Regions from separate parts of the Homo sapiens genome. Here region 1 is linked to region 2. Evidence: chromatin contacts called from ENCODE Hi-C or POLR2A ChIA-PET data. All regions are on one chromosome and are shown on one strand. The core of a region is the stretch at or near the end of the contact, and the rest is flanking DNA. Distances in the headings are between cores, read along the strand shown.

Evidence for each region. A loop is a pair of places that touch in the nucleus more often than their neighbours do. ChIA-PET counts read pairs that join two places held with the same protein, here RNA polymerase II (POLR2A). Pooled maps may share reads with other maps.
Region 1: a loop to region 2 is called in a map with no recorded cell type, with 25 times the contacts of the local background. The contact joins the promoter of ZNF28 here to the promoter of ZNF816 in region 2. A Hi-C loop is called at or near these places in 3 of 37 single-sample maps with no recorded cell type and 12 of 50 pooled maps. POLR2A ChIA-PET finds 5 or more read pairs at or near these places in 2 of 52 experiments (activated CD8-positive, alpha-beta T cell and activated CD8-positive, alpha-beta memory T cell).

The regions. Positions count from the first base shown.
Region 1 is chr19:52,820,383-52,827,399 of GRCh38, reverse strand. It overlaps ZNF28 (zinc finger protein 28), which reads left to right and starts at 5,767. Exons shown (of 4, transcript NM_006969.5): 1 at 5,767-5,814. It also overlaps a transcript of ZNF600 not described here. RefSeq lists an enhancer at 5,321-5,822.
Region 2 is chr19:52,960,347-52,967,246 of GRCh38, reverse strand. It overlaps ZNF816 (zinc finger protein 816), which reads left to right and starts at 4,366. Exons shown (of 4, transcript NM_001202457.3): 1 at 4,366-4,520. It overlaps ZNF816-ZNF321P (ZNF816-ZNF321P readthrough), which reads left to right and starts at 4,366. Exons shown (of 4, transcript NM_001202473.2): 1 at 4,366-4,530. RefSeq lists a silencer at 4,139-4,338 and an enhancer at 4,399-4,648.

The DNA of each region.
Region 1 (7,017 bases), core at 4,518-7,017, 140 kb after region 2:
CTGGATCCCAGAAACTACATATGAAAGCCATACATTAATGTGCACTGATATCTTGTGCATTCTGGAAAGGAGACCAATAAAGGGAGATATTTTGTTTCTGATTTTGTAATGCATTTGAAGCCAATTTTCTTTTTTTCTTTTTTTTTTTTTGTTTTTAGAGACAGGGTTTTGCTCTATGGCCCAGTCTGGAGTGCAATGGTACAATTCTAGTTTATAGCAGCCTCGAACTCCTGGTCTCAAGTGATCCACACATTACCCTCCCAAGGAGCTAGGATGACAGGCATGTGTCACCATATCTGGCTAAGTCTTTCATTTTTTATTATGTGGCTATGGGATCTTGCTATTTTGTCCAGGCAGGAGTACGGTGGTATAGTCAAAGCTCACTATAGCTTTGAGCTCCTGGCCTCAAGTGATCTTCCCATTTCAGCCTCCCATTTCAGCCTCCCAAATTGCTGAGATAACAGATATGAGACAGCCAGCCTGGCTGGACTCTGCACTTTTTTTTCTTTTTTAGGTGGGTGAGAATGGAGTCTTGCTCTGTCGCCAGGCTGGATGGCAGTGGCACAATATCTGTCAGCTCACTGCACCCTCCACCTCCTGGGTTCAAGCAGTTCTCCTGGCTCAGCCTCCCAAGTAGCTGGGACTACAGGTGTGCACCACCAGGCCCAGCTGAGTTTTTGTTTGTTTGTTTTTTGAGATGGAGCCTCATTCTGTCACCCAGGCTGGAGTGCATTGGTGTGGTCTCGGCTCACTGCAACCTCTGCCTCCCGGGTTCAAGCAATTCTCCTACCTCAACCTTCTGAGTAGCTGGGACTACAGGCATGCACCATCACACCCAGCTAATATTTGTATTTTTAGTAGAGATGGGGTTTTGCCTTGTTGGCCAGGCTGCTTTCAAAATCCTGACCTCATGATCTTTCCACCTCATCCTCCCAAAGTGCTGGGATTACAGGTGTGAGCCAGCCCACCCAGCGCTAAGTTTTGTACTTTTAGTAGAAACAGGGTTTCACCACATTGGTCAGGCTGGTCTCAGACCTCTGAACTCAGGTGATCCATCCATCTTGGACTCCCAAAATGCTGGGATTACAAGCATTTGCCGCAATTCCCAGTTTTGACTCTGCACTTTTAATGACTTAGAATGGAATGGAAAGTGGAGGTAACATCAGTGGTAGAGGATAATTTGTTCTATTATTGCTTTTAAAACAAGAAATCGGCCTCCCAAAGTGCTAGGATTACAGGCGTTGAGCAACCACTCCCGGACAAAGAAAGTTCACTTAGGCATCCCCTTTCCTGTCCAGCCTTCCACCAGTTCCCTTGGCTCAATGGGGAATCACTGCTGAGAGTACTGTGGCAAGTCAGCGTAAGTCCTACAGAAATGTATTCAGACACCATTATGAGATTTTAGATAAAATTATTTGATGAATGTGCCTGTCACCCAGACTGGAGCGCAGTGGCGCAATCTTGCCTCACTGCAGACTCTTTCCTCCAGGTTCAAGTGATTCTTGTGCCTCAGCCTCCTGAATACCTGGGACTAAAGGTGTGTGCCACTATGCCTGGATAAGTTTTTTGTATTTTTAATAGAGATGGAGTTTCACCATGTTGGCCAGGGTGGTCTGGCACTCCTGGCTTCTAGTGATCCATCCCCCTCAGCCTCCCGAAGTGCTGGGATTACAGGCATGAGCCACTGTGCCCGGCCAAATGATTTTTTTGTTGTTGTTTTTTGTTTTGTATGTTTTGTGAGACCGGTGTCTCACCCTGTCAACAGGCTGGAACTTACTAGCACATTGCAACCTCTGCTTCATGGGTTCAAATGATTCTCTAGCCTCAGCCAACTGAGTAGCTGTGTTACAGGTATGTGCCATCATGCTTGGCTAATTGTTATATTTTTAGTAGAGATGGAGTTTCTCCATATTGGCCAGGCTGGTCTTAGACTCCTGGCCTCAAGTGATCCTCCCTCCTCGGCCTCCCAAGTACTGGGATTACATGCGTGAGCCACTGAGCTCAACATGATAAATGTTTTGTTGTGGTATTTTATCCTGCAAGTCTTAAAATATTCCATGTTTTCAAGGTAGGAAGCAAGATAGCTTACTGTTTTTCATTCTCCTTGGAGCATTTTCTGAATGAAGACACGTGAGTCCTTCCCAGTTTGTCACTGTTACCAAGAATGCCACACTGGCTGCCTGTGAGTGTGCTGACTTCGCTACATGTATCTGGAGGGTTCCTGCAGGAGGGGCTATTGAGAAACTGATTGCTTCTTCTAGGACGTGGCATTTCCTCATTTCTTAGATCTGGGAAGATTCCATCCCTACCCCCAGGTGTAAAAGCGCCCTCTCTGAGAACATGAGAGAGCACCATGTGCCCTGCAGCCTCTGCATTTCAGGCTCAAGCAATCCTCCCATCTCAGCCTCCCAAGTAGCTGGAACTACAGGTGTGCACCACCGTGTCCAGCTAATTTTTGTATTTTTGGTAGAAACATGGTTTCAACATGTTGCCCAGGCTTATTTTGAATTTTTAGTCCCGTTATTTCTAAGTCTCTGTTTTATAAATTTGTGTATAATTTCTTGGGATCATCCACGTTATCTCTTTGTATATCTGGTTATGTTCTGTTGGAACTTCAGCAGTTCAGAAATCAGCCAGCTTTCACGGTTTTTGGTGTCTGACTTCAGTGAGGAAGAACACTCTCCAATCAGACTGGCTAGAGATTCCTGAGACCTCTCCAGATTTTTCTTTATTTTCGTCTTTAAAGTTAGTTATTTCTTTTTTTTGAGATGGAGTCTCTCTATGTCACCCAGGCTGGAGTGCAGTGGCACAATCTCAGCTCACTGCAACCTCTGCCTCCCAGGTTCAATTGATTCTTCTGTCTCATCCTCTTGAGTATCTGGGACTACAGGCGCGCACCACCACACCTCGCTAATTTTTGTATCTTTAGTAGAGATGGGGTTTTACCCTGTTGGCCAGGCTGGTTTCACAGTCCTGACCTCAGGTGATCTGCCCACCTCGGCCACCCAAAGTGCCGGGATTGCAGGCATGAGCCACCGCGACCAGTCATGGATAGCTTTAAATCAACAAAGTAATAAGTTGTGTTAGACTGTCAGCCAACCGGCAGGTAGACATATCTTTGTATTTACCTGGATGCCTATGTAAGAAAAACTTAAAGAGGAGGCATTTCCTTTGTTTTTGAGGACACCCTACTGTGGAACTGGTAATGTGTTTTTTTTGTTTTTTGTTTTGTTTTGTTTTATTTTGTTTTGAGACGGAGTCTCACTCAGGCATGAGCCACTGCGCCGGCCATATTTATTATTATTATTATTATTATTATTTATTTTTTGTTTTTGAGACGGAGTTTCACTGTTGTTGCCTGGGCTGGAGTGCAATGGCGTGATCTTGGCTCACCACAACCTCCGTGTCTCCTGGGCTCAAGCGATTCACCTCCCTCAGCCTCCCGAGTAGCTGGGAATAGAGGCACATGCCAACAGGCCAGGCTAATTTTTGTATTTATAGGAGAGATGGGGTTTCTCCATATTGGTCAGGCCGGTCTCCAACTTCCGACCTCAGGCCATCTGTCCTCCTCGGCCTTCCAAAACGCTGGGATTACAGGCTTGAACCACCGCGCCTGGCCTGAAGTGGTATTTTTTAGAAAGTAACTAAGCCTTTTTTCAGTTTAATGACCCAAGGATGTATTTCTGAAGGTCTTGGGAACGATCCTTGTAAGGCAAACTACAAGGGCGATAGTACCTATATCTCAGTAGGAAGTTAAATAATTCAAACATCAAATATTTCAAATTTAAAGCTACGGACATTTAAATAATTCTGAGCTTTGAGAGGAACGTGGTCATGCAACCTGAGTCCAGTGGTGTGCAGGCGCAACTTCTAAGAGTTTTACTGGCCAGGTGCGGTGGCGCACGCCTGTAGTCTCAGCACTTTGGGAGGCTAAGGTGGGTGGATCACTTGAGGTCAGGAATTAGAAACCAGCCTGGCCAACATGGTGAAACCCCGTGTCTACTGAAAATACAAAAGCATTAGCCAGGCATGGTGGCGTGTGCCTGTAATCCCAGCTACTCAGGAGGCTGAGGCAGGAGAGCTGCTTGAACCCGGGAGATGGAGGTCACAGTGAGCCAAGATTGCACCACTGCACTCCAGCCTGGGCAACAGAGCAAGACTCCGTACCAAAAACCAAACCAAAACAAAACAAAACAAAAAGTGCAATAAAATTTAGTTTCCTAATATAAATTTTAAAAAAAGTTTACCTGTAAATAATTAGGAAGACTAACCTGTTGGCATCATTGTCCCTTCTTATGGAGTGATAAAGTAACCTTCCTTGAAGTGTATCAATCCATAACCAATCAATTTGCTGCAGCCTATGCACTGGCCTTGAATGGAAAATGTGATTCTGGTAAAGCTTCTCTGTCTTTCCCTGTGTGTGAAACCTTAACGTCTCTACTTGGGAACACGGGCCCCCTTCATTTGGAGTTGACGTTTCCAGGTGGCTATCCTCAAGCTTTGTGTTCCAATAAACTCTATAGTTAATTATGTATTCTAAATTTTATTATTTACTGCTGACGTCAGTTTCTGTCGGACTGTAGCAGCCTCACTAGAGACGGCACCTGCCTCCATGTTGTAAAACTCACACTTGTCAAAAAGACGTGGGTTAAAGTAATTCCCCTCTCTCTGCATGAAGCTAACTAGCTGACACAGATAGTCACCTCCATTACCAAGTACAGCCAGGATGAACTATGTGCGACCAAGGCTGTTGTCAACTAATCTTCCCTGAGGACTGATTAGTGTTTATCTTGAAAACATGTACTTAACGGGTTGCATAGAACAATGAAGTTTCTTTCTCTCTTTTCAACCTCTTAGCTGTTTGCCTCTATTTCCCAACACATTCTGGTCTAAGGCTTATTCATTAATAGAATAGTTCTTATTTCTTCCTGTTTTGTCATGAAGATGATTTCTCATTTCGGGGAAGATTTTTTAGTTTTCAGTTGTATTTTCTCAACATTTAAAAAGCAAAGTAAAGAGTATTTCCTGGGCCAGGCACAGTGGCTCAGGCCTGTAATCCCAGCACTTGGGGAGGCCAAGGCAGTCGGATCACTTGAAGTCAGGAGTTCGAGACCAGCCTGTCCAACATGGCGAAATCCTGTCTCTACACAAAATACAAAAATTAACCGGGCATGGTGGGTGTGCCTGTAGTGCCAGCTACTCCGGAGGCTGAGGCAGAAGAATCGCTTCAACCCAGGAGGCAGAGGCTGCAGTGAGTCAAGATCTCGCCACTGCACTCCAGCCAGGGCGACAGAGAAATAGCCTCAAAAAAAAAAAAAAAAAAAAGGGAAAAAGAAAAGAAAAAAATGTAAATAAAAAGGAGAAAGTAATAGATCTCTTTTACAAATGTGCTGGGACAACTAACTGGATATCCACACGGAAAAGAGTAATGTTGTATCCCTGTCTCGCACAAGCAAATTTTTTTTTTATTATTTTTTTATTTTTTTATTTTTTTTTAGAGACGGAGTCTGGCTCTGTTGCCCAGGCTGGTGTGCAGTGGCTCGATCTCGGCCCAATGCAAGCTGTATCTCCCGGGTTCAAAAGCCTGAGAACATGGCCTGGGAGGAGGCTGAGACTCACAGGTCCCGCTCCGGCCCCGCCCTCTGCGGGTTCTAAAGGGCAAGGTCTCGCCGCTTCGCGCCCCGCCCACACCTCACCCGGGCCCCGCTCGCCTCCTCGTTGGCTCCACCCAGGCCTGGTTTCTGTCCTGCGCGCGCAGATTCGCGCAGACCAGGAAGCGGATCCCGTGGAATGACGGTGACGCCGCGGCGGGCGGTGAGTTTTGCTCTGTGTGGTGTTAAGTCTGAGCTTCCCAGGTCCCCGGCACTTCTGTACATGGGATGTGGGGTCCCCCTAGACCTGGAAGTTCTCCCCTTTCTTCGTTCACTCAGAGCAAATGGAGATGTTCTACTGGGAGTCCGGAAGCCCCTTCTTTTTAGGTTTAAAGTCGCCCTGAGGCTGGTCCCGTCCCGGGTCTTTCTGCTACAGGGCAATGTATACACTTCCTATCTCGTAGTTTTCCTGCTCAAAACCTTTTTTTGACTCCTTCCGCACGGCTCTTTTTAAAGTCCTCACCCTAGAGGTGTATTCCCACCCTGTGCGCCTCCCAGCCTCATCCTCCTGGGTTCCTGGAGCACAGCGCGGCGACCCCAGTCCCGGGAAGGCTGCGTTCTGTGGTCCTGGGATCCTGCGGATCCCACCCTTGTCCGAAGGCGTCGTCGCTCCCCACCTCCCTCCTCCTCTTGCTGGGCCCTGCTGCTCCCCAGATCTCCCCTCCGCAGTCACCGCTTCCCCTGAGCCCGCGTTGGAGAGGTGCCTGGGGCTTGTCCTGTGACGCGGGGTGTTCTTGCCCGCCCAGCTCCAGCTCTGGGAAAATGCGCTTCTCCGAGATGCAGGTGTCTTACTCCAAACCCTCGTGTGATCGTGTGGGCCAAAGGGATCAGGAGACAGAGAGAGGGACTAAGAGAGCAGTAGAAAACCTGAGACAGAGAAAAGAAGAATGAGAAAGACCCATAACAGATGGCAAAGTAGAGGATGGTGAGGGATTTGCCAAGAGACAGCAAAAGTGATAAAAGATAAGAAAGCAGGAGGAGAAAAGCAACTGGAGAAATGTAGAGAAAAGCTAGATGTACAGAGAGATGAAGGACAGACAGCAAGGTAGGGAGAGGGGCAGAAATGTGGAGGCTCATCAGAGTGAGGGAGAGGAGGAGGGATGTGGAGCCGGGTCAGACAGAGCAGAGTGGTGCTGGTGGCAAGGAGAACAGAGGGAGAAGCACAGCGGGGAGGACACCTGGGGATCTGGGGTGCCAGACTGGGTCCAGGGGGTTATAACAGAGAAGAGAGAATTTAACAGGGAGAGCAGAGAGGGGAGAAGAGGTGGAAATCTATGGAGATTGAGGACGATCTAAAGATTGGGGAGAAGGACCAACAAGAGGTTAAATAAGGGCCGGGCGCGGTGGCTCACGCCTGTAATCCCAG
Region 2 (6,900 bases), core at 3,117-5,616:
ATCAACAGTTTGTAAATGGATAACTAATTTTGAGTTGGGAGAAGACAATGTTGAAGGTTACACGTGGAGCAGCAGGCAGACCATCCACATCAGTTTCAGAGAAAAACAATAATCTTGTTTGTGCCGTGATGAAGAGGACTGACAGCTAACAGCAGAAACAATAGTCAGGAGGTTGAGAACAGGCTGGTTAACATGGTGAAATGCCATCTCTATTAAAAATACAAAAATTAGCTAGGTATGGTCGCAGACACCTGTAATCCCAGCTCCTTGGGAGGCTGAGGTGGGAGAATCGCTTGAACCCAGGAGGTGGAAGTTGCAGTGAACCGATAGTGCCATTGCACTCCAGCCTGGGCAACAAGAGTGAAACTTTCTCTCAAAAAAAAAAAAAAAAAAAAAAAAAAAAAGATGTCAAGCCCCTTCTCTTCCTTTCTCCACCATCATGGTGTGTACTTGACTCTGCTTCTCACCAGATCTTCTCATAAGACTATCAGGATTAAGCAATTCCTGGCCAAGAAAAAAAGCAAAATTGTTCCATTCCCCAGTGGATTCAGATGAAAACTGGTAATAAAATCAGGTACAACTTTAAAAGGAGACATTGGAGAAGAACCAATCCGTGTCTATAAGGAATTGTACATGAGATGGCACACATTTTTATGCTGTCTGAGCATTACAATCACGTTACCATATCAAGCAGAAAATGTCACCATTATCTGGAGAGTTGGACATGTTTTATTGGGAATATATTTTTTCTCTCTGAATCTGTTATGAACATGTTGGTTGGCTGGGTTCAGTAATAAATATGTGAGGCTTTTCATTTCAAAAAAAAGTCAAATGATGTAATTCCATAGAGTACCTTAATTCCCGTATTGCTTTTTGGTTTTTTTTGAGATGGAGACTCCACTGGGTTCAGTGGATCACACTTGTGGTCCTCACACATTCGGAGGCTGAGGTGGGAGGATTGCTTGAGATCAGGAGTCTTCTGGGAATCTTCTCGCCTCCGCTAACCCAGTTCAGGATAGACCCTTGGACTTTACTGTTTTGGAAAATCTATATAAACCAATATCAGTGTGTCAAAGCATTATGTCTGTCAGAAGGTTGTGAAAGAAGCTTAAAAATTACTAAGCCAAAGAGAAAAGTCAGGCTGGGAACTGTGTCAGACAAACCTGCCTCCCATTTTATTCCTAAAAGAGACAGCTACAAGGATTTTTTACAAAGCTACATAGAGGCTGGGTATGGTGGCTCAGGCCTCTAATCCCAGCACTTTGGGAGGCTGCGGTGGGTGGATCGCCTGAGGTCGGGAGTTCGAGACCAGCCTGACTAACATGGAGGTACCCCGTCTCTAGTAAAAATAGAAAATTAGTCAGGCATGGTGGCATATGCCTGTAATACCTGCTACTCGGGAGGCTGAGGCAGGAGAGTCACGTGAACCCAGGAGACAGAGGTTGTAGTGAGCCGAGACCACACCATTTCACTCCAGCCTAAGCAATGAGAATGAAACTCCATCTCAAAGATGAATAAATGAATACATAGATACATAAATATTTAAAATATAAAGATGAGGTTTCACCATGTGCCTGGGCTGGTCTCCAACTTTTGGCCACTAGCTATCTTTCTGCTTCGGTCTCCCATCATGCTGGAATTACATGCACGAGCCACCATCCCTGGCCACATTATGCTTTTTTAAACTTGCTAATATTTTAGATATGCTAATTTCTTCCTAAACATAATTATGTTTTAGCTAATTACTAGTATTTGATAAATGAAACCTTCGATAACTAGGGATGTGAGTGAAAAATATAGTTCATAGTACATGTTAACTTACAGATATTGCCATAAAATTATTGCATGCAGAAATGCGGTGATGTAAAAGTTTATAATTTTTTTTTTCTTTTTTTGAGATGCAGTCTCACTCTGTTGCCCAGGCTGGAGTGCAATGGTGAGATGTCAGCTCACTGCAACCTCTGCTGCCTGGGCTCAAGCAATTCTCCTGCCTCAACCTCTTGAGTAGCTGAGATTACAGGCGCATGCCACCATGCCCAGCTAATTTTTGTATTTTTAGTACAGATGGGGTTTCGCTGTGTTGGCCAGGCTGATCTCAAACTCCTGACCTCAGGGTGATCCATTCGCCTAGGCCTGCCAAAGTGCTGGGATTACAGGTGTGAGCCATCACACCCAGCCAATTTTGTAATTTAGTTATATTTTCTTCAGGGCCCACGTAAAACAGAATAACCTGACTGCAATGTATCCTTAGTAATATCTCATAATTATTCTCTATATGAAAATAAATCCCAATGTTTGAAGACTGCCTATTTTACAGCCTTTGTTGTTCACACCTGATAGAACACTTAGGAGAGAACAACAAAGAAAACACCCAAAATAGATTACAATTGGATGGGTGTGGTAGCTCGCCTTTAATCCCAACACTTTGGGAAGCTAAGGTGGGAGGATTGTTTGAGTACAGGAGTTCAAGGCCAGCCTAAGCATCATAGTGGACCCCCGACTCTACAAAATATTAAAAAATTAGCCAGGCCTGGTGGTGAGGGCCTGTGGCCCCAGCTAGTTGGGAGGTGAGACGGGAGGATTGCTTGAGCCCCAGAGGTTGAGGTTGCAGTGGGCAGTGTTCCCACCACTGCATTCCATCCTGGGTGTCAGAACTAGGTCCTGTTTCTAGGGAAAAAAAAATTACAACTTGAAGATAAAAAGTACATTTTCTACTTATTTTCAGAAGGCACGTAAAGTGAATTTGATATTACAATACACTTAGGAATTATTTTTTAAAAAAAGAATTTGAGAATGAGGACCAAGGTCTAATTTTTTTCTCTTGCCCAAATTCCTATCTAAAGGGTCTGGGGAGTCATGCCCTACAAACCATAAATACTCATCAGATGGGTTTTATTTAGTCCTATATATCCTGTCTTACTTTCCAGTCTGACTCTGGAATAACGTGACAAAGAAGAAAGTCAAAATATTTTACCCCAAAACATGTTTCTGTGCCATATTTTGAAATGGTCCTGCAAAGCTGTTCTTTGTGAGGGGTACATGTGCATTTGTAAAGAATCTCTGTTAACATAGCTAGATCTTTTTCTTCTAGGCCCTACCAATCCTGAAGAGATTAAGTAAGAATCTCGCACTGTTTAAAGGTCTGAATAGAAAACACTTATCATCTATTATCTCTAAGGGCAGCCAATAGAAGACTTGAAAACAACATTGGTCTCCACAATCTTTTACCTTAACGTGAACATTTCCTCTCCGTTGATCCCAGGTATTTAGACAAACTCAACCAATTGTCAATCAGAAAATGTTTCAATTTACCTGTAGCCCAGAAGTCCCCGCTTTGAGTTGCCCCTCCTTTCTGAACCAAAGCAGCGTATTTCTTAAATGTATTTGATTGATGTCTAATGCCTCCCTAAAATGTCTAAGAACAAGCTGTTCCCCATCACCTTGGACACATGTTCTCAGGACCTCCTGAGGGTCATTCATATTTAGCTTAGAATAAATCTCTTAAGATATTTTACAGTTTGATTCTTTTCCACGACAAAAATAACTCATTTTAAGTGCAGCATGAAATAATAAACGTAAGAAACAACTGGGCAACTTATATGCACTGTTACAATGTCAGTGCTTTTTTTAAATCACTTTTTTGTTTATTGAGACGGAGGAGGGAGCTCTGGGATAGAGGGTCTTACTTTGTCGCCCAGGCTGGCCTGGAACTCCAGGCTCAGCGATCCTCTCGCCCCTGCTTCCTGAGTAGCGGGGACCCCAGACTCCTGCCACCCCGCCCGCATCCCTGCTGTGTTTAAGCACACTCCTCTGCTCCGCACCCCAGACGGTGGCCCTAGGGAAGTCTCAGGAGCTGAGCACAGTGTGGACTCTCCCACTCCAGTGAATGGAGAATTGAAAGGGAGAGGATTTCTATTCTGTTCTGTGGACCGTCAGCATGAAATTGTACCTTTCGCTCAGGCAAGGCTTTGCATTTCGCATTCTAGTTTGCATTCCTGCCGTAGACAACTTCCAGGCTTTGGAATTAAATTGCTAAAATAAATTTCAATAGCAAGGAACTTTCCCGGATCCAATTACCGCCACACGGCGACTTCTCAGGGAGGTACTATTTCCCTGACTGCTGAGCTGCTCCAGCCTCACTGGCGGGTTTCACCTCTAAAACCTTGAAAACAGAGGCGCGGAGAGCGAGATGGAGAAAAGCTCAGGCCCCGCCCCTTTCCCGCCCCCGCGGACTCCTCCCAGCCCAAGACTCTTCTCTTCCGCGCCGGGCCCCTTGTCCTTTGCACCCCGCCCCGGCCTCGCCCAGGCCCCGCCCACCTCTCGGGGATCTGGCCCAGGTCCCGCTTCTGTCCTGCGCCGATTGGCACAGACCCGGAAGCGGATGGCGTGGACTGAAAGTTGCACGGCGGCGTGTGCGTTTCCTAGTTGTCTGGTGCTGCTATATAGGGGACGTGGGGTCCCCACAGACCTGCAGGTTCCGGCCCCTCTTTTCTCAACCCAGAGCAAATTGAAACGTCCGGGTGAGAGTCCGTGAGTCGCTTCCTTTTGAGTTTAAAGTTGCCCTGAGGCTGGTCCCGTCCCCGGTCTTTCTGCAGTGGGGCCGTGCAGACACCTCCTGTCGCGAAACTTTCCTTAGCAAAACCCTTTCTGACGCGTCCTCCCGCCTCGCGCTGTTTCAAGTCCTCACCCGGAGCTGGATTCTTGCCCTGGGCAAGAGCGCTTCCCAGCCTCGCTCTAGTCGGCCCCTGGAGCGCAGCGTTGCAGCCCCGCAGCCCCAGGGTGGCCGGTGCTTTGTGGCCACTCCTGGGCTCTTTCCCTTTCCATCTGAGACGTGGTGGAAGTGGGAGGGCTACAGGGAGAGTACCCTTTGATCCTTTGTTACTACGGGTGGGGAGATGGGGTTATTCCTTTTGGTCTAGTTTTGCAAAGTTCACATTAATTGGCCTTAGATTCCCAGAGCCAGGACCCAGATTTTCACTTTTCTTCTTTGTTGTTGGAGATGGGTCTCTGTGCCTACAGACTAGTATAGCCTGTGCCTGGACTAGTATAGTATAGTATAGTCTCTGTGCCTGGACTAGTATAGTCCAGCGGGGGCCGTCCAGTCTCAATGAAATTCTGGATGAGCCTAGGCAGTCTGTAATTTAGAAAATTTACGTAATGAGTTCTTTTCAGTGTGGTTTAAGCCTCACCAAGTGACTGTCCTTGTTGTGCTGTTGTATACAACTTCTGTCCTAGACAATTGAGCTTTCTTACGGGGTTGCTGAAGTTTTTTCTTTCCTTAGCTACATAGTATTGTCTAATAACTGAGGTTTTTAGGACCTAGAAGTTGCTAGTTTGGGCCTTCTGAGCTGGAATTGTGTGAGGAACTGGATCAGTGGGCACCAACTCTCGGGCTTCCTGAGGCCATCGGTCTCCAACAGTAGTTCCTCCGCGTACATAACAAGAAGCAACATTGAGGGAATGAGCTACATTTTCCGTTAACTGGAGAAACAAGTTCCTTGTCTTTTTTGGAAGCTCTGGTGCTGGCAGATTTAGCTCATTATAAAAGGCTTGAAACACTGGTTTGGGAAAGGGCCTGGGGACCTCCCCTCGGACTAAAATGGCAACTTGGGGGGTTACCCTTGTCCTATTGACCGTCAGGATTACACCTTCTCTTTTTCTCTAACGGGGGTCTAGGGAATTAGTGATTATTAGTTCTAGTGGGTTACAGTGACTGCTAGCACAGGAGGGGTTGGCTTCTTTTTTTTGAAAGTGAACCGGGTCTTTTTTGTCATTTTTCTAAGTAGCCTAAATAACACATGGGCAACAGGCAAATTTTCACAGACCTCTGCCTCATGACAAACATTTATTTTCTACTGTGCAGCTCCTTTCTTAGTTAAGAGAGCCACATCTTAATCTGAGCTTGTTACTATTAATGGCTGCACAAGCATCAAATTTAAAGTTTCTTGTTTGGGGATTCTTTTTTCTTCTGTTCTAGTTATTATTTTACTTGTGTCACCTAGGAAAGGACCAGTTCTTAATCTTATTTGAAAAACGGTGGTTGCAGGAGGCTTAGATGGGTTATAACCCATAGTAGGTTTGTCATTTCCTGGGCTACGTACCTTGTATTGAGTGGAATTATACAAATAAGATCCTTTTAACGTGCCTGTACATTCATAATAACTATAGAACAGAAAGATTGTTTTAATTTGCTGTCCTATCTCAGTGACCTGATGAATACACTGGGAACAGTCCTTAGTTTGAGGAAGGTCAGTTGAAGCCTTTACTGTACAAGTCTAAAATTTAAGAAGAATGAGTCCCACGATGAGCTTCCTCATGCTTCCACTGTGCGTAGGACCAGTCAGCTTCCGGGTGTGACTGGAGCAGGGCTTGTCGTCTTCTTCAGGGTCACTTTGCAGGGGTTATCTGGGCTTGGCCTTGCCTCCCAGGTTTCAGGCGCTGCAGGTTTTATATGGCTGTGGTGGATCCAGGCCGGGATTCCTTCTACCTTCACAGCGGTGGGAGTGGTCAGGATGACGGTCTGGGGTACTTTCCAGTGGGGGCACACAGGGGCTACGTTCCAGTCCTTGATCCACACTCAATCACCCGGGGAGAAAGAGTGAACTGGGGAGAATAAGCTAATGGGGCATCTCTCATTTACCTGGGCTGAAATCATTTGTGTAATTTTTCCTAAGGCCTTAAGCTATTTTTGATAATCCGATTCATTCACTCCACCTTTCCAGAACTCTGAGGTCAGAAGGCAGCATGCAGTTTCCACGTGATCTTTAATACCTTTGCTGTCGTCTGTACTAAGTCAGCCACAAACTCCAGCCCGTTATCCGAGCTGATTCGTAAGGGCCGTCCAAATCTAGGAATAAGATCTCGAAGAAGCACATGAGCTTTCTCAGTTCGTGTGGGATA